Regions from separate parts of the Homo sapiens genome. Here all the other regions are linked to region 3. The links are chromatin loops, found by intact Hi-C in ENCODE. Cell type or tissue: IMR-90. All regions are shown on one strand. Region 1 has its middle 21 kb from the start of SMURF2. Region 2 overlaps SMURF2 (SMAD specific E3 ubiquitin protein ligase 2). Region 3 has its middle 44 kb from the start of MIR6080.

Region 1 (8,000 bases), 53 kb before region 3:
ACAGCCTCCCAAGTAGCTGGGATTACAGGTGCCCACCACCACACCCAGCTAATTTTTGTATTTTTGGTAGAGACAGGGTTTCACCATGTTGGCCAGGCTGGTCTCAAACTCCTGGCCTCAAGTGATCTGCCTGCCTTGGCCTCCCAAAGTGTTGGGATTACAGGCGTGAGCCACCGTGCCTGGCCCTGTGTCGTTTTAAGAAGAGAAACATTCCATGTGAAGACAGAGACACACAGGAGGAATGCCATGTAATGACAGAGGCAGAGATTGGAGTGAAGCAGCTGCAAACTGAATATTAAGGATTGCCAGCCACCACCAGAAGCCAGGAAGAGGCAACCTAAGATTCTACCCAAAGTCTCAGAGGGAGCGTGGCCCTGCTGACACCTTGATTTTGGACTTCTATCCTTCAGAACTGTATTGTTTTGTGTTTTAAACCACCCAATTTGTGGTACTTTGTCTCAGGAGCCCTGGGAAATGAATACTTCTAAGTCTCTTCCATACTTTATCACATACGATACAGATAACAAAACACATTCTGCAACAGGTTTTCATTTTTTGTTGCATTTATAATGCTGCACTTTTTTAAAAATAGAAAATCATGTAAATCTAGACCATTTTATGCACCCATTTTAAGTATACACACTAGTCTGTTATATTGTGAATTCTGAGATAAAAGAGAATGTAATTTGAAGAGATTGCATATTTTCCAAAGCCAATTTGGTGATTTAAGCATGGAAGTATTACAATTAAATGTTTGAAAAGTTATCTATGCATGTTTTGCTGTAAGACGATAGCATGAAGCAACACATCTTTTCAGGATGAGGTAGCAGCTCCAGCCCCGGGGGAAGGGAGCCGGGGCATCACTCGACTGCAACTACTTTGGACGACTGAGCAACATGAACAGGCTCAAAAAAAAAGTCATATCCAATCATCCTCAAAATACGAACTGTAGTAGCTACAACACAATTCTCTAAGGGCGAGATGGGCGGAGAAGTGGAAATATTTGTACGATGCAGTCTTTATGGGTAATGCAGAGAATATGGGCCAGAATGAGATCAACATGACTCATAAGCCTGTGGGTCAATGTCAAACCATTGCTTAAAATTCCTCAATGGCTGCTCATTGCCCTCAGGACCCAGTCCAGAGAGCTTTGTGTGGCATTTCCAGCATTGCCGGGCCCCTGCCCACCTCCAGCCTTATTTCCTCCTTCTCTGCCCTGCCTGTACCAAAGAACTCAAGACTCTCATCTTTCAGGTTCCTTTTGTCTCATGGAGCTCAGTTTCTCCTCTCACCTTCAGTCAGTAAGTAGGCACCTGCTTTCCCATCTGTCTGGCCTATCCAAACAGGAAAGCATATAATATGAGTATTTTACATCGTGTAATTGACTACTTGATCGATTCATAAATTATATTGTGGTGTGAATGTGTCTGATAATATATTACTTAGAGTTTTGTCATTTTCGTTAATTTTTTTTTTTTTTTTTTTTTTGAGACAGAGTGTCACTGTGTTGCCCAGGATGGAGTGGAGTGGTGCAATCTTGGCTCACTGCAACCTCTGCCTCCTGGGCTCAAGGGATTCTCCTGCCTCAGCCTCCCAAGTAGCTGGGATTACAGGTACCTGCCACCATGCCTGGCTGATTTTTGTGTGTGTTTTTTTTTTTTAGTTGAGTCAGGGTTTCACTATATTGGCCAGGCTGGTCTCAAACTCTTGACCTCAGGTGATCCACCCACCTCAGCCTCCCAAAGTGCTGTGATTACAGGCATGAGCCACCGTGCCTGGCCTCATTCATTTTAATTAATGATATAATTTTAAATGGGAGAACCACCAGAGATCATCTACCATGTTCACCTCCCTCTGGATGAAGAAAATTAGGCTATTTTTTTTTTAACATCTTAAAAGACAGTCAGGGCCGGAGCCGGGCGTGGTGGTGGGCAACCGGAAGTCCCAGCTACTCGGGAGGCTGAGGCACGAGAATGGCATGAACCCGGGAGGCGGAGCTTGCGGTGAGCAGAGATAGTGCCACTGCACTCCAACCTGGGCGACAAAGCAAGACTCTGTCTCATTAAAAAAAAAAAAAAAAAAAAAAAAAAAAAAAAAAAAAGACAGGGCCAGGTGCGGTGGCTCTCGCCTGTAATCCCAGCATTTTGGAAGGCCGAGGCAGGTGGATCACCTGAGGTCAGGAGTTCAAGACCACCCTGGCCAAAATGGGGAAAACCCATCTCTACTAAAAATACAAAAATTAGCCAGGCATGGTGATGTATGCCTGTAATCCCAGCTACTGGGGAGGCTGAGGCAGGAGAATTGCTTAAACCTGAAAGGTGGAGGTTGCAGTGAGCCAAGATCGTGCCACTGCACTTTGGCCTGGGCAACAGAGTAACACTCCATCTCAAGAAAAAAAAAAAAAAGCCGGGCGCGGTGGCTCATGCCTGTAATCCCAGCACTTTGGGAGGCCGAGATGGGCAGATCACGAGATCAGGAGATCGAGACCATCCTGGCTAACACAGTGAAACCCCGTCTCTACTAAAAATACCAAAAAAAAAAAAAAAATTAGCCAGGCATGGTGGCGGGCGCCTGTAGTTCCAGCTACTCGGGAGGCTGAGGCAGGAGAATGGCGTGAACCCGGGAGGTGGAGCTTGCAGTGAGCCGAGATCGTGCCACTGCATTCCAGCCTGGGTGACACAGCGAGACTCCATCTCAAAAAAACAAAAACAAAAACAAAAAAACAGTCAGGGCCGGGCATGGTGGCTCATGCCTGTAATCCCAGCACTTTGGGAAGCTGAGACGTGTGGTCAGGAGTTTGAGACCAGCCTGGCTGAAATGGAGAAACCCCGTCTCTACTAAAAATACAAAAATTAGCTGGGAATGTTGGTGGGTGCCTGTAATCCCAACTACTCTGGAGGCTGAGGCACGAGAATCACTTGCACCTGGGAGGTGAAGGTTGCAGTGAGCAGAGATCGTGCCACTGCACTCCAGCCTGGGTGACAGAGTGAGACTCTGTCTCAAAAAAAAAAAAAAGAAAAGAAAAGACACTCAGAAGCCTCTTAGAGTGTGTATAATTGTGATAATCACAGACTCTGACAACAAAGTCAATTATTGGAATACATCCTCTTCATTAGTAGGGTCTTTAAGGTAGCACCCCCCACCAAATTCCAGATAAAAACTTCAGGCCTCCCCTGAGGTAAGGCTGGACTTCCCCAGGGCTTCTATCATGGGAGGCTCATCCCAATAAGACCAATGGCATGGAGGAAGTAAAGAAAAGACAAAGTGCTCTGTAAGCAACTGGGTACCAAGAGAAACTCTAAAATCCACAGTGGGGAAAGTTGTTCTATCTTTCCAAGGCCTGAGTGAACTAAGGGGCGGTGAGAGGTCAGAAGTATTCCATTAATTAATATCCTTGCACATGTAAGGAAACTTCAGGAGTTGAGTAAGAAGCAAACTTCCCCCTGCTGTTCACTAACGGCCGAATCAATGAATGTCAAGATCATTACAAAGCAATGTCATTTCATATTTTCCAAATGACAGAGGAGAATATTTAATTGCATCCATTATCTGGGAAAGCTGATACTGTTAACTGTGGAGAAATTTATGAAGCAAGAAGGGCCCTTTACCTACAGAGGTGCATAAACACACTCGGACTAGAATTTCTAGATTTCTAAGTAATTGTTTTTGGTATTAGACCCCCCAGTGGCCATTCCTTTATTAAAACTTGTCATTGTGTGTTTAAAATCCTATCCACTGAGTTGGTTTCAACCTTACTGGAAAGGAATTTATAAATAAATATCAAAGCACATGGTAAGGTTACATTCCTAGGAATCTATTCTAAGGAAATCATCAGAGGTCTGCCCAAAGACACTGATATGGTTTGGCTCTGTGTCCTCAACTAAATCTCGTCGCGAATTGTAATCCCCACGTGTGGAGGGAGAGAGGTGATTGGATCATGGGGGCTATTTTCCCCATGCTGTTCTCATGGTAGTGAGTGAATTCGCATGAGATCTGATGGTTTTATAAATGGCAGTTTTTCCTGCACTTACACTCTCTCCCGCCATCTTGTGAAGAAGGTGCCTGCTTCCCCTTCCGCCATAACTGTAACTTTCCTGAGGCCTCCACAGCCATGCAGACCTGTGAGTCAGTTAAACTTCCTTTGTTTATAAATTACCCACTCTCGGATACTATCTTTATAGCAGTGTGAGAACAGACTAATACAGACATATGCAAGGATATTCATCCAATACTGTTTACAAGGACAACAAAGTGAAAGCAATTTAAATGCACAAAAGGAGATTGGTTTTAAAATATATGGTATACTTGTATAAAAAACTGTTTTTTTTTTTTGAGACGGAGTTTCGCTCTTGTTGCCCAGGCTGGAGTGCAATGGCGTGATCTTGGCTCACTGCAGCCTCCGCCCCCGCCCCCCGGGGTTCAAGCGATTCTCCTGCCTCAGCCTCCTGAGTAGCTGGGATTATAGGTGCGTGCCAAAACATCCAGCTAATTTTTGTACATTTAGTAGAGATGGGTTTTCACCATGTTGGCCAAGGTGGTCTCGAACTCCTGACTTCAGGTGATCCACCCACCTCGGCCTCCCAAATGGCTAGGATTACAGGTGTGAGCCACTGTGCCCGGCCTGAAAAACTATTATGTAATCATTGAAAATAATGTTCCCAAAGACATTTTTTCTTCATATATGTGTGTGTGTATATTTTATATATATATATATATATATAGTTTGTTTGTTTTTTAATAGAAACAAGATCTCACTCCATCATCCAGGCTGGACAACACTGGCATGGTCACAGGTCACTGTAACCTCGAACTCCTGGGCTCACAGAATCCTTCTGCCTCAGCCTCCCAAGTAGCTAGGGCTCCCAGCATGTGCCACCAGGCCCAGCTAATTTTATTACTTTTAAAATTTTCTTTCTCACTATGTTGCCCAGGCTGGTCTCAAACTCCTGGCTGCAAGTGATCCTCCCACCTCAACCTCCCAAAGTGCTAGGATTACAGGCATGAGTCACTGCACCCGGCCTTTCAGATATTTTTATATGAAAAAAATAAGAAGAGAATTCCCCTCCCTCTGTCTCTTCCTAGGCTCCCTAGAGAAAAGAACTACCACAAATTTGGCATGTACTCTTTCTGCGCAGGTTTTCATACTTCATTCATTTAGTGACATAAGGGAATGTTAATAATATACATATATAAATTTTTAAAAAGCAGAGAACTAAAATATATGTGAGGAATGATCCCAACCCCAATTTTAAAACAAATATACCCATACATTTATTAATTCAAAATGATGTTTATTAAGAATCTACTAGGAGCACTGGGCCCCACGGTGGGATTTCCAGGCCCTGCCATGGGAGACGCATGGGGACTGACAGGTTCCCAGATCCATATCCTGGCAGATGTCTCTGGCTCAGTGTCCCCCATTGGCTGCCTGCCACCTTCAAGGGAGCTCTGGGAATGGAAGTCCCCTCTCATGTACCACCACCCTCCCCAGGCTGGCCTTTGAGAGGTGACCCCAGGGGAACCACGTTGAGGCTGCTTTCAAATCCTCCAGCGAGAGTTCCACCAAATGGCCTGGGTGGACCAGATGAGATGAGACTGGACCATCCCCGACCGTGCTCTTCTTGCTGGGGGTGGAGGTGGGGTGGGTTGATGGACAGGGTAGACAGGCAGCCCCAGCATTATAAAACTGAGATGCGACTGGGTGCGATGGCTCACGCCTATAATCCCAGTACTTTGGGAGGCTGAGGCGGGCAGATCACGAGGTCAAGAGATCGAGACCAGGCTGGCCAACATGGTGAAACCCTGTGTCTACTAAAAATACAAAAACCAGCTGGGCGTGGTGGCGGGCACCTGTAATCCCACCTACTTGTGAGGCCGAGGCAGGAGAATCGCTTGAACCCAGGAGGCAGAGGTTGCAATGAGCTGAGATTGCACCACTGCGCTCCAACCTGGTGACAGAGCGAGACTCTGTCTCAAATAAAAAACAAAAACAAAAAAAAACTGAGATGCATTCCTAGGGTGCCTGGGTATGGGAGTATCACATAGGATGCCCTTCTTCCAGTCAGCCTGCCTTCAGCTTCCTCAGGCATGATCACAACTTCCCATCAGAGCCTCTTTTTTCCTTTTCCACCACAGAGAAGTGAAACATGAGAGGGAGAAAGAGCTCAATAAATACTGCTTATCCTCATTTGTGTAATCATCAGTGATCTACATACAGATGGGTGACTAGACAGGGATGTGAAAGAAAAAAAAAAAACGAAGAATATACTAGGTGCTGGGCACAGTGGCTCATGCCCATAATCCCAGCACTTTGGGAGACCAAGGTGGGTGGATCACCTGAGGTCAGGAGTTTGAGACCAGCCTGGCCAACATGGCAAAACCCCATCTCTACTAAAAATACAAAAAAATTAGCCAGATGTGGTGGGAGACACCTGTAATCCCAGGCGGGAGGCTGAGGCATGAGAATCACTTGAAACCAGGAGGTGGAGGTTGCAGTGAGCCAAGATTGCACCATTGCACTCCAGCCTGTCTGGTGGATGGAGCAAGACTCCATCTAAAAAAAAAAAGAATATGCTAGTTGCTAAGCGCTGTTCTTAGAGCTTGTAATTTAGTGGAGGAAGACAGATAACCAACAAAGAGACAATACATAAAATACGAAAGGTAAGAAGAGAATTTTCCGCTGTTTTCTAGGATGCATTTTCAGTGCTGAGGTTGTCAATCACAGTGATTCTCCAGCCTTACTGAAAATGTTGAAACAGGTACTGTAGGCAATTAAAAACAAAAAGAATATGTTGAGACAAAAATTATACCCCTTTCGCATTGGACATGGACGAAGAAGGACGGACACTACTGGGTCATTGTACTCAGTGGCAGACACTGTTTGAGAGTGGCGTCAACACAGACCAGGAGGGGCCAAGAGATGAAGAGAGTGAAATCTGATCTTGATTTTCCCATGGGAGGCCCTGTAGGAAGCCATTCATAAAGCCTCCACCTAGTTTGGGTCAGGTTTTCAGTCACTAGCCCATAAGAGTTCCAACTAGGCTGGGCACAGCAGCTCATGCCTATAATCGCGGTACTTTGGGAGGCCGAGACAGGAGAATCGCTTGAGCCCAGGAGTTCGAGACCAGCCTGGGTAACACAGCGAGACCCCGCCTCTACAAGAAATAGAAAAAATTAGGGGGGCATGGTAGCACATGCTTGTAGTCCCAGCTACTTGGGAGGCTGAGGCAAGAGGATCCCTTGAGCATGGGAAGTTGAAGCTGCAGTGAGCCTGATCACACCATTGCACTCCAGCCTGGGTGACAGAGCAAGACCCTGTCTAAAAAGAGAGAGAGAGAGAGAGAGAAGAACTAATTAGTATATCCAGTGAAGCAGAATCTCTGGGTGGAAGCTGCAATCTGCATTGTTAACTAGGTCCCTATGTGAATCTTTTTTTTTTTTTTTTGAGACAGAGTCTTGCTTTGTCACCCAGGCTGGAGTGCAATGGTACAATCTCAGCTCACTGCAAACTCCACCTCCTGGGTTCAAGTGATTCTCCTGCCTCAGCCTCCCAAGTAGCTGGGATTACAGGCACGTACCACCATGCCCTATTAATTTTTGTATTTTTAGTAGAGACTGGGTTTCACCATGTTGACCAGGCTGGTCTCGAACTCCTGACCTCAAGTGATCTGCCCACCTTGGGCTTCCCAAAGTGCTGGATTACAGCCATGAGCCACTGTGCCTGGCCTCCCATGTGAATCTGTATTGAGGAGGTGAAGAATTTGCTCCAGAACGGGGACAACCAAAAAGCAAACTTTTTCTGTAAAGGGCCAGATAATAAATATTTTAGGCTTTGTGTGCCATAGAGGCTCTGTGGCAACTACTCAACTCTGGTACTGTAATGTAGATGCAGCCATAGATGAATGGGTGTGGCTGTGTTCTAATAAAACTTTGTTTACAAAAGCAGGCAGTGGACTAGATTTGGCTCACTGGCATGGTGCCCACCCCTGCTCTAGAACTAG
Region 2 (8,000 bases), 87 kb before region 3:
AGAGTGGTAGAACACAGTGGTATGATGGGAAGGCTAGGGCCAAATGATAAAGAGTTTTGAGATGCTGATATATTTAATAAATCTGTTTTCTATAATAAATAAATTTGAAGAAAAAGAAAATTCAGAGGAAGAAAAGAGAAAGCTATAGTTTAAACGATAATTAAGAGACATACCAACCCAATACAATGTGTAGACCTCTTCCGGATTCTGATTAAACAAACCACTTACTCAAAAAGGGAGAGGGGTATCAGGTACAGTGGTGTACAGCTGTAGTCCCAGCTTCTCTGGAGGTTGAGGCAGGAGGATAGGTTGAGCCCATGAGTTTAAGGCTGCAGTGTGTTATGTTCACACCTGTGAACACTAGTACACATCAGCCTGGGCAACACAGTGAGAACTTGTCCCTAAAAAAATAATTAAGAAAAATAGAAAAGTGGGGAGGAAGACAAGGAAGAGAATAATTGGACATGCATGTCTCCTTTTTGTTTGTTTTTAAATTCAAGACAGGGTATCGCTATGTTGCCAGGCTGGTCTCAAACGCCTAGGCTTAACAACCCTCCTGCCTCAGCCTTATGAGTAGCTGGGATTACAGACATATGCCACCACACCCAGGTGGACATGCATCTCTTAATGAGATGGATGGGGTTTTCTTACTTTCAATTACTTCATGTGTCTATTAATGACTATTACTTATTGCTGGAATGAGGGTACAACATAAATTCTAATCCCATTTTTCATTTTATACATATAAATGCTAAGAAAACCTATTCACATAAATAAGTAGGTAATGAAAGAAGTTTTGTTACAGCAATGCCATTAAATTCTTTGAGTTAGATGCCAAAAAAAATTACCAAGATCTATAATTTTAAAAAACTTTCTGGGAAATGGCATTTGACTTCACTATTTCTTATAATTTTTTTTTTTTTTGAGATGGAGTCCCGCTCTGTTGCCTAGGCTGGAGTGCAGTGGTGCCATCTCAGCTCACTGCAACCTCCATCTCCAGGTTCAAGCAATTCTCATGTCTCAGCCTCCCGAGTAGCTGGGATTATAGGCGCACACCACCATGCCCAACTAATTTTTGTATTTTTGGTAGAGACAGAGTTTCACCACATTGGCCAGGCTGGTATTGAACTCCTGACCTCAAGTGATCTGCCCGCCTCAGCCTCCCAAAGTGCTGGGATTATAGGCATGAGCCACTGGAATTTTTCTTTTTTTTTTTCTTTCTTTTTTTTTTTTTTTAAATTGAGACAAGGTCTGGCTCTATCGCCCAGGCTGGAGTGCAGTGGCACCATCTCGGCTCACTGCAACCTCTGCCTGCTGGGCTCGAGCCATCCTCCCACCTCAGCCTCCCAAGTAGTTGGGACTAGAGGTATGCACCACACACCAGGCTAATTTTTGTAGTTTTTGTAGAGATGGAGTTTCACCATGTTGCCCAGGCTGGTCTCGAATTCATGAGCTCAAGCGATCCATCCCTTCAGCCTCCCAAAGTGCTGGGATTACAGGCATGAGCCACCACTCCTGGCCCTATAAAAATTATTTTTAATGACCAGCTAAAACTTGATCAAGTCCTTCAATTTTGTTGAAAACTACAGAGAGAAATATGCCTGACTTATGAAAAGATGCTACCCAGTCATTGATATCACTGCCTTCTCACCAACATTCTGATTTGTCTCTCTGGTGGTGTGGAAGGCCTCTCACCACAATGTACTATTTGGGATGTCTGGCTAATGTGCCTTTCTTTGTAAAGTGGAAGGTAGAAAATATGAAAGATCAATCGTAGAATCTAGAAAGCCCCCTTAGAAATACCTATGGGCTTTCATTATTTTATTTCACCCTTACTGCATACACCATTAACTCTAGCACTGACTGTGGTTATTTCATCCATCAAGTCTTATCTGTTTGGTTACCTGCAAGTTCCCTGAAAGCAAGATAAAGGTCTTAACCTCTTCTTAAAATCCTAGAGCCTACATCTCAGTGTTAGGTGCATGTAAGACTCCCAGCAAATGTTTACTGAATGAATATGTAAATATGAGCATATTTCATCATTATTCTTAGTCTTCTTCCTTGCTAGAAAAAATACAATTAGGGGTTAACTAAGCTGGAAATCAGAAGAAACTGAAAAAAAAAGAAAAAAAAATCAGAAGAAACTGGGAAAGAGAAAACTAAAATATATGAAGCTTCAAATTTTATCACAATGAACTTTTGGTACATCTATCCTCATTTCTAAAGAACTGGAATAGAGGCCGGGTACGGTGGTTCACACCCGTAATCCCAGCACTCTGGGAGGCTGAAGCGGGCGGACCTGAGGTCAGGAGCTTGAGACCAGCCTGGCCAACATGGTGAAACCCTGTCTCTACTAAAAATACAACAATTAGCCAAGCATGGTGGTGGCAGGCACCTGTAATCCCAGTTACTCCGGAGGCTGATGAAGGCAAATCGCTTGAACCCAGGAGGGGGAGGTTGCGGTGAGCCGAGATCATGCCATTGCACTTCAGCCCGGGTGACAGAGTAAGACTCTGTCTAAAAAAAAAAAAAAAAAGATTTAGGGAACAAATTTCGTCAGATAAAAGGTGCTCATTTCACTTTCACTGGTTCAGATTACCTACAAAGACACCTTGGTAGACACAGTGGCTCATGTCTGTAATTCCAGCTACCAGGGAGGCTGAGGTGAGAGGACTGCTTGAAACCCAGAGTTCAAGACCATCCTGGGCAACAGTGAGACCCAGTCCTTAAAAACTTTTTTTCTTAATTAGCCAGGCACAGTGGTGAGCAACTATTGTCCTAGCTACTCAGGAGGCTGAAGCAGGAAGACTGCTTGAGCCTAGGAGTTCCAGGCTGTAAGTGAGCTACGATCATGCCACTGCACTCCAGCCTGGGCAACACAGTGAGACCCTATCTCTTAAAAAAAAAAAAAAAAAAAAAAAAAAAAAAAAAACAGGATCTCAATAGTAATTAAATGAGACAATAAATGAGAATATCTTAAAACCATAGAACTCTAAAAAAAAATGTTAAATTATCTTCCTAACATTGACAGACTACTTACATGTGACTTTTCTTAGATGATAATCCAGCAACAGATTTTATTCCAGTGAATGTTAGTGATCTTCATTTTGTTAAGCAGCAAAATTTGCAGTGTGGTAAAACAGTTCTATCCATCAAGTCAAATATTAACAAATGAACACTTCAGTCCTATATCTTTATAACTTAATGATGTTGAAATTACTAAGGTATAAATGTTAGTTAATTCAATAATGACATCACAAAGAGAGATCTTATTTGTTTCAACTGAGGTCCCTGAGATCACGAAAGCCTGTTTTCAATTTCATCATTCTTTAATTCACAAATGGCTCACACATGTAACTCCAGCATTCTGGGAGGTCAAGACTGGAGGACTGTTTGAAGCCAGGAGTTTGAGACCAGCCTGGGCAACATAATGAGACTCCATTTCTACAAAAAATTTAAAAATTACACCAGCATGGTGCCACATACCTATAGTCTCAGCTACTCAGGAGGCAGAGGCAGGAGGATTACTTGAGCCCAGGTGGTCAAGGCTATAGTGAGCCATAAGCCTGAGCGACAGAGTGAGACCCTGTTTCAAACAAAAACAAAAACAAAAAACAAAACACACACACACACACAATTTATTGAAGTACTACATATGCAGCACTATGTTAGAGATGGTATTTTGAATCTATCAAATGCCGTTTTACTTTTCCTTATAGTTTTTTTTCCATCCTTCTTTCTCTACAAAATTCCCCAAGTTCAACTGTAAAAAATCTCTATCAACCTTATTTATGGTATTAGATTCATACAATTCTGAATAATCTTACCAACCAATCAGTGTTTTCTTCTTCACTGGAGGAAGAAAGTTACATGTAAAGCCTGATGACACAAAAATCACAAAAATAAAAACAGAATTACTAATGTTTGCAACTCTACTATCTACTCCTACAACATGTAGCATTTAAAGAGTTTACATAAGAAAGCTCACACTAAAGTATGATTTTTCATTACACATTGGAGTCAAATTTTCAGTTTCTAACTCTTCAACACCATTTATTCCAAGCACACTCATTTAGACTTTGGGTTTCAGTTTTACAGGTTTTTACATACCCTGACATCTATCAGTGCAGAAATACCCCCATCTACTGGCAAGAGGTGACGCTACAGGCTACTTTTGAAAGCGCCAGCATGCTACAGAGGAATTTATCAAGTCATAAAGAGTTCATCCAAACAGCTCCCCAATCTACAATCCAACTCCAAAATCCTGAGCCATCTTCTACTTCTTACCAAACATTGGGGGATGGAAGGAACAGAGAAGTATAGTTAATCGGTTAAATGGCTGCCATATTAAGATAAAAATGGTTTATAAAAATATATTTTTAAATATTTAAAATATTGAGGCCGGGTGCAGTGGCTCATGCCTGTAATCCCAGCACTTTGGGAGGCTGCAACGGGCGTATCACTTAAGATAAGGAGTTTGAGAAACAACCTGGCCAACATGGTGAAACCCTGTCTCTACTAAAAATACAAAAAATTAGCCAGGCATGGTGGTGCGTGCCTGTAGTCCCAGCTACTGGGAAGGCTGAGGTGGGAGAACTGCTTAAGCCAGGGAGGCAGAAGTTGCAGTGAGCTGAGATTGCACCACTGCACACCAGCCTGAGTGACAGAGCGAGACACCATCTCAAAAATAAAATATTGAAAATATTTGATTAAAATATTGAAACATAAATACCTAATTATATTTCATTATATGAATACTTCATGATATGCTGATACAAGACATTTATGCCTTTTTTTTCTTGCCTAGCTAGGATTTCAATCCAAAATGCTTACTTTAAAAGACATGTATCATTTAAATAAATATATATTAATCATTATTAATGTCGTACCTGCTCTTATAAAATATAATCGGTTTTCACCAATTTCTTTAAAACAAAATCCGTGGTCAAAAATGACAAAGTACGTTTACAAAAAACTTTACACCTTGAACAGTATCTTTCATGTACATTATTCCATCATATTGCTAAAATAAATAAGACTTGCCTTTTTTTTTTTTTTTTGAGACCATGTCTCACTATGTTGCCCAGGCTGGTCTCGAACTCCTGAGCTCAAGCAATCCTCCAGTCTCAGCCTCCTAGACAGCAGGGATTACAGGCACACACCATCACACGGGTTTTTTGTTTTTTGTTTTTTTTTTTGGTATTTTCACACCTGGTTTTAACGCTGTCATTTTAAGCATGCATTTATAACTAAAGGCACAAGCACAGAGAAAATAAGTGATTTGCTTAGATGCACAAAGCTTATACATGGCATAACTAGGATACGAACTCACATTTTCTGCCTCCAATTCTATACTCTCCACAACATTCTGACTACCTCTCATAAAATGACCAGGCACAGTGGCTCATGCCTGTAATCCCAGCACTTTGGGAGGCCGAGGTGGGCGGATCACTTGAGGTCAGGAGTTCGTGACCAGCCTGACCAACATGGTGAAACCTCATGCCTACTAAAAATACAAAATTAGCTGGGTGTAGTGGCAGGCACCTGTAATCCCAGCTACTGGGGAGGCTGAGGCAGGAGAATTGCTTGAACCTGAGAGGCTGAGGTTGCAGTGAGTGGAGATCGTGCCTGGGCAATACAGTGAGACTGTGTCTCAAAAAAACAAAATTACCAAGTATATCTTACATAGAAAATGAGATCTACATTATGGATTTCTGCTTTGTGACAGTGCCTAGGAATGCACGGTGGTTAAAAAAAAAAAAATCTGCTGGCTGGGCGCGGCGGCTCACGTCTGTAATCCCAGCACTTTGGGAGGCCGAGGTAGGCTGATCACCTGAGGTCAGGAATTCAAGAACAGCCTGGCCAACACAGCAAAACCCTGTCTCTACTAAAAATACATGGTGGCGGGTGCCTGTAATCCCAGCTACTTGGGAGGGTGAAGCAGGAGAATCACTTGAACCCAGGAGGCGGAGGTTGCAGTGAGCTGAGATCGCGCCATTGCACTCCAGCCTGGGCGACATAGCAAGGCTGTCTCAGAAATATATATATTTTTGTGTATATATATATGCTTACATTTTAATAAAATTAAGTTTCTTCCTTTCTTTTGCCTTGGAGAAAAAATATACACATAAAGCTGGGCGCGGTGGCTCACGCCTGTAATCCCACACTTTGGGAGGCTGAGGCGGGTGGATCATTTGATGTCAGGAGTTCAAGACCAGCCTGGCAACATGGTGAAACCCTGTCTCTACTAAAAATATAAAAATTACACGGGCATGGTGGCGCGCGCCTGTAGTCCCAGCTACTCCAGAGGCCAAGGCAGAAGAACTGCTTGAACCCAGGAGGTGGAGGTTGCAGTGAGCCAAGATCGTGCCACTGCATTCCAGCCTGGGCGACAGAGCAAGACCCTACCTCAGAAAAAAAAAAAAAGAGAAGAAAAGAAAAGAAAAAATATACACATAAAATAATGCAAGCAAAAACAGGCCAGGCGCAGCAATGGCTCAGACCTGTAATCCCAGCACTTTGGAAAGCCAAGGCAGGGGATCACTTGAGGCCAGGAGTTCAAGACCAGCCTGGGTAACACAGTGAGGCCCCATGTCTACAAAAAATAAAAAAATTAGCTGGGCACGGTGATGGATGTTTGTAACCCAGCTATTCAGAAGGCTGAGGCGGGAGGATCACTTGAGCCCAGTTCAAGATCGCAGTGAGCTCTGATTGTGCCACTGCACTGCAGCCTGGGTGACAGAGACCCTGTCACAAAAATAATAATACAAGCAAAAACGATAAATACTCATAATCCAACCCACACTTAACACACCAATCACCTCCTTTCTTTTCTATGGTCACATTTTAGATATGTTTATTCTTTATATCCCACCTTTTTCCAAAAACATGACTGATAGCTGGTAAACAGACACTTACGTTAAGTCATGGTTGTTGCAATCCTCTTTCATCACATCAGTAAGAGATGAAAAAGACTAATAATTTTAAAATGTAAGGTTCATAATAGAAATTCTGAAAGGAAAACTACAGGGCCCAATCTAGGCTTTTCCTAATTTCTTATATCTGCATTTATGGCACCACGTAATAAAAATAATATCTGTCACAGATCAAAAATGATAAATACTTATTGGCTGAACAAATTAAACAGCCGCTCCAAAGCACTACAAGATCCTAAATCAAAGACTCAATTTGTTTGAAAGCTGCTTTATTTTAAAGCTATAGTAATCAAGACAGCATAGTGTTAAAACAAATAAACTTAAAGGGTAGAATCATAAAGAAAACACAGGAGAGTCCAGAAATAGAATTCTATGTATACTGTCAACTGATTTGTTTGTTTGTTTGTTTTGAGACAGAATCTCGCTCTGTCGCCCAGGCTGGAGTGCAGTGGCACAATCTCAGCTCACTGCAACCTCCACCTCCTGGGTTCAAGTGATTCTCTTGCCTCAGCCTCCCGAGTAGCTGGGATGACAGGCACCTGCCACACACCTGGCTAATTTTTTATTTTTAGTAGAGACGGGGTTTTGCCATGTTGGCCAGGCTGGTCTAGAACTCCTGACCTCATGTGAGCCTCCTGCCTCGGCCTCCCAAAGAATAGGCATGAGCAACCGCACCTGGCCTGTCAACTGATTTTCTACCAAGGTGCCAAGACAATTCAATGGAGGAAACAAAAGTATTTTCAACAAATAGGGCTACAAAAATAGAATATCCATATGAAAAAAAAATCATGACACTTACTTCTCACAGCATATTAAAAAATTAACTTGAAAATAAGTTTAAATGTATGAGTTAAAATTATAAATAATGCAGAAGAAAACACAGAGAAAATCTTTAGAACTCTGGGTTAGAAAAAGACTTAGGACTCAAAAAACATGAACCACAAAAGAAAAACACTGATAAACAGGTTTCATCAGCATTCAAAACTTCTTCTCTTTGGGACATCTTTTGGGGGGCGGTGGGGGAGCTACAGTCCGGGAGAAAATATTTGCAAAGTATATATCTCA
Region 3 (8,000 bases):
ACTGGGGACGAGGGACGCTCACTCTCATTTTCCTTTAGCACTTCTTTCCCCCCAGATACTGTAAGTGGGAAGGACATGACACATAGAGCAAGCTGGAGGCCCAGGAAATTCCTAGAGAGAGTGTCCAGGACATATGGACTTTTGAGATCTGTCCAGTGTCATTTCCTGTTTCAAATCATGCTGGGGGAAGGGAAGGTGCAGGAGGTGCAGTGAGGGAGGGGGCGTAGGGGTGAGAGAGGCCGGAGAGCAGGGAGGAGGCTGGTCCATCAGCTGCAGCTGCCAATGATGCCTGCTGGGGGGTGTATGGGCGAGGGACCTCCTGGAGAGCGAGGTGCCCACATCTGGTTCACATTGAAGGGTAAAAACAAACAGGTTTGTGAGCTGGAAGAAGCCCAGTGGACTGAGCCAAGCCGTGCTGCTTGGACACTAGGGCACAGCATCCCCTCTTCCACGGGTCACTGGGCCTGGCCAGCTCCCAAGGGCTTGCAGAGGGGACGCGGTTGGAATAAGGCCATCTTCTCTGCTTGGAACCACATTATCTGGGTCCAGCTCCTCCTAATGTACAAACCGGCCTCATCGTGTGTCCGGAGAGGCTGGTTCTTTGATTTGTAGATGACTCATTTCAGGCTCTTGAACGAGACTGAGACTGCACATGTACCAAATGTCACCATGTCCACCCAGAGGGCTTGTTTGTGCTTCGTGTAATGTCTCCCTTGGCTAGGAAGAGACAACGGCTTGCTGTGGGATCTGGAGCAACTTTCTTAACTTCTATGAGCCTCAGTTTCCCCAGGTATAAAATGGAAACAACAGTTCCTCCTTAAGGGGTCATGGTTGGCCTATTAGAGTTACTGAGTATCGGGCCCAGCCGCAGTGCCAAAAATCTCTCAATCAACGTCCACCATTCCTACTGGTCATTTGGACTCCAGCCTTATCTCTTCTACTGGGTATCTAAAGTTAGCCTGTAGTCCCAGCTACTTGGGAGGCTGAGGTAGGAGGATCACTTGAACTCGGGAGGCAGAGGTTGCAGTGAGTCAAGATCATGTCACTGCACTCCAGCCTGGGTGACAGAGTGAGACTCTGTCTCAAAAAAAAAAAAAAAAGTTTTAGGAAAAAAAGACTTTCCTCTAGGCCAGGCAGGCATGGTGGCTCACACCTGTAATCCCAGCAGTTTGGGAGGCTGAGGCAGGTGGATCCCCTGGACAATATAGTGAGACCCAATATCTGCAAAAAAAAAAAAAATTAAAAATTAGCTGAGCATGGTGGCACACGCCTGTAGTCCCAGCTATATGGGAGGCTGAGGCAGGAGGATCACTTGAGCCCAGGAGGCAAAGGTTGCAGTGAGCTGTGATGGCGCCATTGCACTTCAGCCTGGGTGACAGAGTGAGACCCTGCCTCAAAAATAAATAAATAAGTAAATAAATAAGGCCAGGCACAGTGGCTCATGCCTGTAATCCCAGCACTTTGGGAGGCCGAGGCAGGCAGATCACTTGAGGTCAGGAGTTTGAGACCAGCCTGGCCAACAGGGCCAGACCCTGTCTCTACTAAAAATACAACAATTAGCCTGGTGTGGTGGCTCATGCCTGTAATCCCAGCTACTCAGAGGCTGAGGCAGGAGAATTGCTTGAATCTGGGAGGCGGAGGTTGCAGTGAGCCAAGATTATGCCACTGCACTCCAGCCTGGGCTACAGAGCGAGACTTTGCCTCATAAATAAATAAATCGGCAGCAGACAGCAGGGAGCTGATTCATTCTGGAGAGAGCCCTGAGGCCCGTGTCCTGGCCAGCACCTTTTAGAGACCTCAGCTTCCTACCCTAAACTCACCTCTTGCTGTCCCCAAACTTACAGAAAAGGATGTTGTCCCTTTGCCAGATGCAATCAGTTTGCGCTCCTCCAGCACCCTCCAGGGTGTTCCTGGGGAGTCCGCTTCTGTGGGCCCACTTGTCAGCTGTCAAAAGCCCTTGGCCGGCCGGGCTTGGTGGCTCACGCCTGTAATCCCAGCACTTTGGGAGGCTGAGGTGGGCGGATCACAAGGTCAGGAGTTGGAGACCAGCCTGGCCAATATGGTGAAACCCCGTGTCTACTAAAAATACAAAAACTGGCCAGGCAAGGTGGCGGGCGCCTGTAATCCCAGCTACTTGGGAGGCTGAGGCAGGAGAATTGCTTGAACCTGGGAGGCGGAGGTTGCAGTGAGCCAAGATCACGCCACTGCACTCCAGCCTGGGCGACAGAGGGAGACTCTGTCTAAAAACAACAACAACAACAACAACAACAACAACAACAACAACAACAAAAGCCTTTGTCCAGGAGCCACTGCAAAGCACAAGCCCGGGACACCATCCACCTTGGTCCTTGGGAGAAGGTGAAATTAGACAAACTGGTTACACCTTGGCAAATCATTTGACCTCATTGTGCCTCAGTTTTCTCCTCTGTGAAAAGAACTTTTTTTTTTGAGATGGAGTTTCGCTCTTGTTGCCCAGGCTGGAGTGCAATGGCACGGTCTCAGCTCACTGCAACCTCTGCCTCCCAGATTCAAGTGATTCTCCTGCCTCGGCTCCCTAGTAGCTGGGATTACAGGAGCCCGCCACCACGCCCAGCTAATTTTTTGTATTTTTTGTAGAGACAGAGTTTTACTATGTTGGCCAGGCTGGTCTAGAACTCCTGACCTCAGGCGATCCACCCACCTCAGCCTCCCAAAGTGCTGGGATTACACACGTGAGCCACCTCGCCCGGCTTAAAAACGACTTCTAAATACTACTCACTTTATAGGGTTGTAATGAGGCTATCCTGAGAGGTTTGAGTATGCATGAGGCATATTTGGTACAGTGCCTTGCATATAGTAATTGCTCAGTAAGTGCTCACTATTATGGTTGTTAGCTGTCATTCAAGATGTCTCCAGCCCCAAATAATCCTCACTGAACAGTTCAGAAGTTGCCAGGGCTCAAGCTCAAGTCTGATTTCCTAGGGCTACTGGGGAACAGACAGAATCCTTCATGCGGTTTCTTTTTTTTTCTTTCTTTCTTTTTTCTTTTTTTTTGAGACACAGTCTCACACTGTTGCCCAGGCTGAAGTGCAGTGGCACGATCTTGGCTCACTGCAACCTCTGCCTCCTGGATTCAAGTGATTCTCATGCTTCAGCCTCCTGAGTAGCTAGGGTTACAGTCCCACACCACCATACATGGCTAATTTTTATATTCTTAGTAGAGATGGGGTTTTGCCATGTAGACCAGGCTGGTCTCGAATTCCTGACCTCAAGTGGTATACCCACCTCGGCCTCCCAAAGTGCTGGAATTACAGGCGTGAGCCACCACACCCAGCCCCTTCATGCAGTTTCTCTCACTCCTTTCAGAAACAAGGAGTCTGATATTCCATCAACATGGAATCCACTGCTATAAACCAGCCTGCAGTCCCAGCCGGTGAACTACAATCCAATCAGGGATTAAATCTAAATTCCTCCCATCTGATCACTGGGATCCCTACACATCCAACTGACCCCCTCCCCCTCCAGAAATGTTATCAATCCCCTAAATGCCTCCAATCACCAGTTTAACCACCAGCCAAGAGCTTACTACTCCCCCTCTCCCAAGCTTAGACACTCAGTGTAATTAATGGACACGCAACATTGGGAGCTTTCACATTAAGCTCTTACTTTGAAACTTTGAATAAGAAAAAGCTGAAAAAAGCAGATCTCCCAATCTCGGTGAAATTGTAGGTAAAACTCCAAGTAGAATACCCAAAATAAATTGTATAAGTAATGATAATATATCATAATGTATTTATTATATGCATATATATTAGATATATTTAGAATATATAGGTATTAAGTATTCTAAATTTCTATCACCTATCTATCTATCTCCATCTGTCTATCTATAGTCACTGCAAAGGCTAAAAGGAAGTTTTCCACACTCAAGAGTGAAATGGGGCTGGGCTCAGTGGCTCATGCCTGTAATCCCAACACTTTGGGAGGCTGAGGCAGGAGGATTGCTTGAGGCCAGAAGTTCAAAACCAAGACCAGCCTGGACAACATAATGAGACACTGTCTCTACAAAAAATATAAAAATTAGCCAGCTATGGTGGTGCACACCTGTAGTCCCAGCTACTTGGGAGGCTGAGGTGGGAGGATTGCTGAGGACAGGAGGTGGAGGCTGTAGTAAACCATGATTGCTTCACTGCACTCCAGCCTGGGTAACAAACTGAGAACTTGTCTCAAAAAAAAAAAAAAAAAAAAAAAAAAAAGAGAGAGAGAGTGAAATGGAACAAATTATACATCCTTTGCATGACAAGAAAGAGCTAGAAGAATAACATTGTGGAGGGCCTGGTTTCTCTGAAGGAGCTGTTGAAATCTGCTCTATGATCAGAAGGGACATGATTGTAGGTGGAGGCTGGAAAAAGGCTGTTTAAGCAACTGTTTAGATTTTGGGTTAAACCATTTTGCGCAGCTTGAAAAATAGTATGCTCTCAAAAAAAATCTATTTATCCAACAGCTATCTATCTATTTATCTATCTATCTCTCTATCTATCTGAAATGAAATTAGTTGCCCCTTTCAACTCCTGCTTTGTAAAATAACACTGACTGAGAGCTTACTTGTTGAGCTGGGTATTCAAATCACCTTTAAAGCACCTCTAGGAGTTAGACACTAGTTTTATCTTCATTTTGCTGAGTTGGAAAGTGAGGCACAGAGCAGTTAAGCAACTTGCTGGAGGTCACACAGCTATTAGGTGTCAGAGCTGGATTGAAATTCAAATCTGATTCCAGAGCCAACGCTATTTGCCACTAAGCTCTACTGCCTCCCTGTGGCGGTTTTCCAGTCAGGAGGGAGTCTTCAGCTTTCACAAATACTATACCTCCCTCGCCCACAACACACGGAACTCAGTCTCCCCCTGTTGCTTTTCATAGCAAATCCTATGCCCTCTGTTCATGTTTTTGACATGCATAAAATCTTGGCCCACCATGAGAAAAAAAATACTTTGTTGATGTGTGTGTTTGTTTTAACCAGTAACTTCCACTTTCTGTCTTTCTAAACCATTAGAATGAAAAACATTTGTTCTCACCCTTCCTATGTTTTTGTTTGTGTTTGTTTGTGGAGATGGAGTTTTACTTTTATTGCCCAGGCTGGAGTGCAATGGCATGATCTCGGCTCACCGCAACCTCTGCCTCCCGGGCTCAAGCGATTCTCCTGCCTCAGCCTCCCGAGTAGCTGAGATTACAGTCATGCACCACCATGCCCGGCTAATTTTGTATTTTTAGTAGAGAGGGGTTTCTCCATGTTGGCCAGGCTGGTCTCGAACTCCCGACCTCAGGTGATCTGCCCACCTCGGCATCCCAAAGTGTTGGAATTACAGGAGTGAGCCACCGTGCCCGGCCCTCACCCTTCCTATGTAAAACCAAAAGCATTCACTCACTGTCCATCCACAGCACAGATTGGAAGCCACTTAGGCACCCCGGGGGTTGAATCTAGTGAAGAGAATCTGACGATGCCTGGTGCACTCTGGGGTGAATTCATTTTGACACGTAGCTCTGAAGTTTTAGAAATATCGTTGTTCTTCATATTGGTGTTTTAGATAGAGGAGGCATGTTAGTTTTATTTTTCTTTTTTTTGAGACAGAGTCTCACTATATCACCCAGGCTGGAGTCCAGTGGTGCAATCTCAGCTCACTGCAGCCTTGACCTCCCTGGCTCAAGTGATCCTCCCACCTCAGCCTCCCAAGTAGCTGGGACTACAGGTGCACACCACCACGCCTGGCTAATTTTTGTATTTTGTAGAGACGGGGTTTTGTCATGTTGCCCAGGCTGGTCTTGAACTCCTAGACTCAAGCAATCCTCCTGCTTTGGCCTCTCAAAGTGCTGGGATTACAGGAGTAAGCCACCACACCCGGCCGAAATGTTCTATGTCTTTATCTGGATAGTGGTTACCTGGGTGTCCATGTAGGTAAAAATGCATTGAGTGGCTGGGCACAGTGGCTCACTCCTATAATCCCAGCACTTTGGGAGACTGAGGCCACTTGAGTCCAGGAGTTTGAGACCAGCGTGAGCAATATGACTAAACCCCATCTCTACTAAAAATACAAAAATTAGCTGGGCACTGTGACTTGGGCCTATAATTCCAGATACTCAGGAGGCTGAGGCATGAGAATCACTTGAAGCTGGGAGGCGGAGGTTGCAGTGAGCCAAGATTGCACCACTGAACTCCAGCCTGGATGACAGAGTGAGACCCTGTCTAAAAAAAGAAGCATTGAGCAGCACACTTCAGATTAGAGCAGTTCACACTCATTACTGAATACAAATTGCACCTTAAAGCCAGCTGCAGTGTCTCACGCCTGTAATCTCAACACTTTGGGAAGCCAAGGCGGGCGGATCATCTGAGGTCAGGAGTTTGAGACCAGCCTGGCCAACATGGCAAAACCCTGTCTCTACTAAAAATGCAAAAATTAGCCAGCCATGGTGGCAGGCGCCTGTACTCCCAGCTACTTGGGAGGCTGAGGCAGGAGAATCCCTTGAACCTGGGAAGTGGAGGTTGCAGTGTGCTGATATCGCGCCACTGCACTCCAATGTGGGTGAGAGAGCGAGACTCGTCTCAAAAAAAAAAATTAAATAAGTTGTACCTTAATAAAATAAAGACAATAGAAAGGGAGGAATCTAGGAGAATTATTATTTTAAGGGCGAACAAAGTTCATAAAACAAACACACACACACACACACCCTGTGGTGGTTGTGAGGACTGGTGTGGGACAACAGAGGAAGAGAAGGCAGGGAGACTAGAGTTAAAGACTATTGCTTGTTGTCCACGTTTTAATCTCTTAGGCAGAAAAGGGCAAAGACATGCCCTTTTCATTGTCACCAGCTTTACTTTCACCTTTTAAAAGTAAATTGTTGGCTAGGTGCAGTGGCTTACGCCTGTAATCCCAGCATTTTGGGAGGCTGAGGCGGGTGGATCACCTGAGGTCAGGAGTTCAAGACCAGACTGGCCAACATGGTGAAACCCCATCTCTACTAAAAATACAAAAATCAGCCAGGCCTGGTGGCACACACCTGTCAGCTACTCAGGAGGCTGAGGCACAAGAGAATCACTTGAACCCGGGAGGCAGAGGTTGCAATGAGCTGAGATTGCAACACTGCACTCCAGCCTGGGCAACAGAGTGAGACTTTGTCTCTCAACAACAACAAAAAGTAAATTGGATCGGAGTGCAGTGACTCACACCTGTAATCCCAACACTTTGGGAGGCTGAGACTGGGGGATTGCTTGAGGAGTCTCCCTGGCTGAAGTGAAGGTTTCCCAGGCTTTCTCATGAGAGAATGTCTTTTAAGTTTACAAAAGGAAAGGCTGAAATTAAATTCCCTGGTATCTTTCCATTGGCTGAATTTCCCTGTAGCTGCCTCTTGCTGAAGCCTGGGGTCTCCCTGGCAGCTGGGCCCGGAGGAGGCAGGAAGTAAATAGCTGTTCTCTGAATGGGCTCTTCAGAGAAACGGGACGCCTCACTGTATTCACTGCGAGGAACACAGGACCTCAAAGCTCTGGGGCCCAACTGGGAACTACACAAGTGGTTTCTTTTCCAGAAAGCCCACTCATAAGACGCAGAGGCATCCAATTTCCCAGGAACCTATGGCACAGTGAGAGGCATGTCTTCGTCACCCAGAAGCTCAGGACAATGTCATCACCCACAGAGGCATCGATGGGAGGGCTGAGCTCAGGAACCCACAAGAGGCTCAGGGTGCTGCCATGAGCTTAGATCCTAGACTTGAGTGGGCTGAAAGGTCACAAGGCTAAGATTTAGGGCTAACACAGAGGAGACAAGCCAACGCTGAGTCACTTTGAAGCTTGAAATCAGGGGTTTTAACCCCCACGCTATTGACATCTTAGACCAGAAAATTATTTATTGTGGGGCTGTTCTGTGCATTATGGGGTGTTTAGCCGCATCCCTGGTCACTATCCACTAGATGACAGTAGCATCCTCCTCCCCGAGAAGTGACAACCAAAAATGTCTCCAGGCCAGGCGCGGTGG

The links. Hi-C counts contacts between places; a loop is a spot of excess contacts. Peaks named below come from ENCODE experiments on the same cell type or tissue, not always from the same donor. Only the 100,000 strongest peaks of a DNase experiment are listed, where the experiment ranks them.
Region 1: it touches region 3 in a loop (3-fold over the local background); 3 of 110 quality-filtered maps call a loop at or near these places.
Region 2: a loop joins it to region 3, with 6 times the contacts of the local background. A loop is called at or near these places in 12 of 110 quality-filtered maps.

What each region holds. Positions count from the first base shown.
Region 1 is chr17:64,678,964-64,686,963 of GRCh38, forward strand. No RefSeq gene overlaps it. Among named protein-coding and RNA genes, the nearest start is that of SMURF2, 21 kb to the left of the region's middle. In IMR-90, CTCF peaks have their summits at 3,627 and 4,033 (motif pointing left); DNase peaks (open chromatin) are centred at 958, 3,988 and 5,038; H3K4me3 peaks cover 526 bases; H3K27ac peaks cover 5,615 bases.
Region 2 is chr17:64,645,161-64,653,160 of GRCh38, forward strand. All of the region lies in intron 1 of SMURF2 (SMAD specific E3 ubiquitin protein ligase 2), which reads right to left. Among named protein-coding and RNA genes, the nearest start is that of SMURF2, 13 kb to the right of the region's middle. In IMR-90, a CTCF peak has its summit at 4,147 (motif pointing left); a DNase peak (open chromatin) is centred at 4,181; H3K27ac peaks cover 1,743 bases.
Region 3 is chr17:64,732,309-64,740,308 of GRCh38, forward strand. No RefSeq gene overlaps it. Among named protein-coding and RNA genes, the nearest start is that of MIR6080, 44 kb to the right of the region's middle. In IMR-90, CTCF peaks have their summits at 4,782 (motif pointing left) and 7,922 (motif pointing right); DNase peaks (open chromatin) are centred at 133, 573, 4,753, 7,443 and 1 weaker place; H3K27ac peaks cover 2,831 bases.